2 separate regions of the Homo sapiens genome follow, and region 1 is linked to region 2. The links are chromatin loops, found by intact Hi-C in ENCODE. Cell type or tissue: Caco-2. All regions are shown on one strand.

Evidence for each region. Peaks named below come from ENCODE experiments on the same cell type or tissue, not always from the same donor. Only the 100,000 strongest peaks of a DNase experiment are listed, where the experiment ranks them.
Region 1: it touches region 2 in a loop (4-fold over the local background); 17 of 110 quality-filtered maps call a loop at or near these places.

Annotation. Positions count from the first base shown.
Region 1 is chr13:24,004,932-24,007,431 of GRCh38, reverse strand. It overlaps a transcript of SPATA13 not described here. Among named protein-coding and RNA genes, the nearest start is that of C1QTNF9B, 110 kb to the right of the region's middle. In Caco-2, no CTCF peak of the experiment used is centred here; a DNase peak (open chromatin) is centred at 1,421.
Region 2 is chr13:23,920,211-23,922,710 of GRCh38, reverse strand. It overlaps the pseudogene ANKRD20A19P. Among named protein-coding and RNA genes, the nearest start is that of C1QTNF9B, 24 kb to the right of the region's middle. In Caco-2, a CTCF peak has its summit at 1,116 (motif pointing left); no DNase peak of the experiment used is centred here.

The sequences.
Region 1 (2,500 bases), 85 kb before region 2:
CACCCAGCTTGTCCCTGGTGCAGCAGGATTTTGAACCCAGCAGTCAGTCGCCCCAGGGGCCAGCTACTGACCACAGACATGACACCCACTCACTGAGCCCAGTCCCCTCCACAGGCAAGCCTCACCCCTCAAAGATGCAAGCAGTGGCCTAGCCTGGCCTTTCCTCTGACCAGAGGCTGGCCCTAAACATGTCACTCAGCAGAAGGGTATTAAACTCTGCAGAGGGCTCAGAGCCTCAGGGCCACCAGGCAACCGGCACAGGCCCTTGCAATGCTTGGCAATCAGGAGAGGCACTGACAGAGGTGACTACAGTGCCAGAGGGCAGCTAAGGGCCAGCAGGAAGGTCACACTCAGCTGAGGGGACACTGGACGGGAGGCCTTGTGCACAAGCTGGCCTTCAGACTGCATCCTAGAGGAAAGGGGGCTCCACACGGAAGGAAGGAGGGGTGCACAGGATGGGGGAGGCTGGCCCAGAATGACAAAACTGTGACAAAGCCCAGGCAATGCCACAGCATCCTCCTTCCAGAGAGGGGCTTCGTGTTAATTGCCGAGCGGGGGCATCCTCTCCCCCTACACCATCGACGTGGCTTCCCTGCGCTCTTAGAGTAAAATCCCAGAACAGCAGCCCTTGTCAGAAGCTGGCACATGAATGCAAGGGCACCAGGAGCTTGGGCTGCGTGTCCCGGTGCTCTCCCAGCTCCACCATGTGTAGGCTGGCCTCATTGCAACTCAGCTCCCCAGCTCTTAAAATGGGACCATAGCCGTGCAGGCCCCTAAGACAACTGTGGTGACCAAATCAGCCGGCACCTCCCAGAGTTAGGGTCCAGTCAACCACACCTGCAACTGTGATGAATTAGTACTTGGGCCGGCCTGGCCTGGCCTCTATTCGCTCCTCTGCCGCACCTCGTGCCCTGAGCCTCCCAGTTTGCTGTGTTCCTTTTTCAGTTCTTTCGCACATCACATTAGATGAAATGGGGACATGCTGGAAACATGTTTGTCTTGTCGTTGTCTGACACCGTTGCTCATTTATACTGTGTACAGATTTTATTCTATCACATTTGCAATCTCAAGGAACCTCATGTTATGAAATGCTTGAGGTGCCACGAAGGCCCTGTGTGTTTACCTGCTGATGAGTTAGTTGATCTCATGAACACTCAAGAGTGACATCTTATGAATACTGGGAATAAGAAAACTTGTAATACAAAAAACCACTAATGAACACTGACATTTAGACTTACCCTCTATACCCTCCCGGATATGCTTTAACATGTCAATTATTAACCTCTCACCTAATAATAGAATTATGGTGGTTACTCACAAAGTGGCTGTCTCTCCTCTGCAGCTCACACTGGAAACTGCAGGAACACAGCAGGCACCTCCGGCTGCTTGCAGCCCAGCCAGTCTGACCCTGGCCTTCTCAGGGGATGTCTCCTATCCCGAAGCATGGGTCCAAACAGAGCAATTGTGTAGCAGAACAGGTGATGATTATGCAAGAAACAGTACGGTCTTTTAGAAGATCAGCTCTAAAGGTCAAGGGGGTGGATGTCTTTATTAAGAAGGGAAAAAAATGTCAGCTATGCTGCTGTGTGCAGAAAAAGGAATCCACTCCTCCATTGACAAAAATGCCCATGCTGCATCTTGCTGAGCCTCAGATCTAGCTTTCAGGGTTGTGGCAAATCTAAAAGCACATGCATTCCTCAGAAAATGCCCCTCTACAGCTCGTGTGTTCTCTGACCCTTTACATGACACATACCAGCTGTTCTTCACATTATTTGAAAGACACTTTTATGAACTCAGATCTCCCCCATCCCTCTCCCACCCCCTGTCCCCACACCTAAAATTCAGGAGTTCATCCCTTTACCAGGGAAGAAAGCTGTATAATGGCCCTTTTTCACCAAGGATTCCATATTCCCCAAAGCATCCTTAAAACTGTAGTTTCCATTTTCTCCCTGCATACACTCCATTTCTCGTACTTAAATATGAGCTCCTGTCCTGGGCTTACCCTGCTAGGCACCAGGTGAGCACTATATTCCTGAGCTGCTTCTGTGGTCTAAGAAGCAAGGCAACCCTCCAATTCATTGAAGATCTCCAATTCTCGCCTCTAAACATACAAGTATCTTTTAGGAATGTGACTTCATAATCTATCCAGATTTAGCAAACACGGTAAAAATTTAAGAATCAAAACAGTTTTCAAATGTGAGCACAATAGCCAGGCTACCAGAAAACAGAACTGATTTGCAATTAAATGCTGATGTCATCTTTCAGCATCTGTTAACTTCTCCCCTAGCGACTCAGAGAAAGCAGAGTTCTTCCAAATTAAGGACTCTCAGAAAAGTACTTACTTTGAGAAACTCTTAGCTCTTTTAAAATGGAAAGCAATGTGGCAAAGATAACCTATATGTCATGAAAAAGTAGCCATGTAAAAGGGAATGTAGATTCATTTTCAGATGTGCACAATGAATTCATTTGATTTATTCTCACAGACAGTAAATAGATTGTG
Region 2 (2,500 bases):
AAATGTCTCAGTTCCTTCCCATCTAGCTTAGTGTGACACAATTGTGCCCCAGTCTGGCTCTGGTCTACTTGCCCAGTTTTATTTACTATCTCTCCATAACAGGTGCCCTAAATTCTAGCCACACCAACGGCTTTCAGTGCTCTGAATGCGTCCCTCCATGCCTGGGTACTTTAGCCATGCTTTTCCCCAGTCAGACATTGTAGGCTGGGCACCTTCCAAGGCAAATCTTAGGCCCCACTTCAAACACTTCAATGGCCATGACTCAGGGGCTCTTCCAGGAGCCATGCAGATTACTCTCAGATTCCCCATACTCCATGCATGTCATACATCTCTATTCAATGCAACACCATGCTGAATTAGAATTGCCGATTTTAAGATGGTCACTGTTTCAGATGCATTTTGACACTCTTAAAAGTGACTGATACTGAGCAGGTCTTGACTGGATAAATCCCTCAATCTTTTCTCCCGGCCCTATCACCTTGCCTACATTTTTCTCTTGCCTGAGTCTTAACAGGTAACACTTGCTGCCTTCTGGAATGGCTCTGCTGATAAGATTCTTGGGGATGCCATTTAGAAATACTTGCATTTAAAGAGTATGTGGGATGATGAATATGTTAATTTACTTGACTACAATAACCATTTCACTATGTATAAATATGTCAATATATCATGTTTTACTTCTTAAATATATGTAATTAATAAACCAAGACTTTTTTAAAAGCCAGAAATGATTGTGTTTAGGAAACCAATTTAGATATTTTAAAAATTAGCCCTCAAAGACGTTTTCAAGTATTTTTTTTCAGCACCCTTGTACAAGTCACTCATTACCTGGGAAAAATTAAGCATTTGACATTGAGGAATAATTCAGAGCAACAATTTTAGAGAAGAATGAGAGAGCTGAGCTGGTAATCAAAAAGAACTAAAGCCATCTTCAAAGGCAGTTAGCTCCTAGCATTGTAACCACAGCACCAGAGGTGGGGCCTGCCCTCTGTCTTGCACACATCCCCCTCAGGCTGAGCAAGGTGTTATTTTTAACTACTTTGTGAATTACAATTCCCCTCATGCCTATGTTAATCATTCCCCATTTCACAAGGATGCCCTTCTGTAATGAAAAAACTGTACAGGATAGTTTGTCTCAAGGCGCCCTCTAGTGGTAATACCAGAGATCACAATCAAAGAAAGTTAATTTACCGAGTGCCAGAATGTGCCAAGAGTAATAATAGTACTTGACTTTTTAAAAAATAAAACTGTCTTTATTCACAAATTACTTTATTGAATAACTAGGAAATCCAATCGACAACAAGAACAATACAAACTTCTGGAACAAATAAGTGAGTTTAGCAAGGTCTCAAAATACAAGATTAATATACAAAAGCCCATTTCTTTCCTATATGTCAATAAAGAGCAATTCGAATTTGAAATTTTAAAAAATACAGTTTACAATAGCATCAAAAAATAATGAGGTATTTACAATTATACATGTAACAAAATACATACAGGATATATATGTGAAAAACTACAAAACACTGATGAATCAGAATATTTAAATACATGGAGAGAGAGTTCATGTTCGTATATTGGAAGACAATTTTTTAAAATAATTTCAACTTGTGTTTTAGATTCAGGGAGCCCACGTGCAGGTTTGTTACGTGGCTGTATTGCATGATGCTGAGGTTTGCATTGTGATTGATTCCATCACCCAGGTACTAAGCATAGCACCCAAGAGTTAGTTTTTCACACATTGCCCACTTCTTGCCCTCTGCCATTTAGTAGTCCCCAGTGTTTATTATTGCCACCTTTATGTCTATGAGTACCCAATGTTTAGCTGCCACTTACAAGTAAGAGCATGCAGTATTTAGTTTTCTGTTAATTTTATGTTAATTTGCTTAGGATAATGGCATCCAGCTGCATCCATGTTGCTGCAAGAAAACATGATTTCATTCTTTTTTATGGCCATAGTGTATATGTACCACATTTTCTTTATCCAGTTCACCATTGATGGGCACCTAGGTTTATTCCATGTCTTTGCTATTGTGAAACGTGCTGCCATGAACATAGGAGTGCATATGTCTTTTTGGAAGAATGGTTTATTTTCTTTTGTATATATACTCAGTAATGGAATTGCTGGGTTGAATGCTAGTTCTAAGTTTTTTGAGAAATCTTCAAACAGCTTTCTATAGTGGCTGAACTAAATTACACTCCCACCAGCAGTGTATAAGCATTCCCTTTTCTCTACCGCCTTGCCAGCATCTGTCATTTTTTGACTTTTTAATAATAGCCATCCTGATGATATCTCACCATGGTTTCGATTTGCATTTCTCTGATGATTAATGAGGTTGAGTATTTTTTTTTCATATGTTTGTTGGCCACCCTGTGTCTTTTTTGAGAACTGTCTCTTTACATCTTTTGCCCACTTTTTAATGGGGTCATTTGCTTTTTGCTTGTTGAATTGTTTAGGCTCCTTATAGATTCTGGATATTAGACCTTTTTCAGATGCATA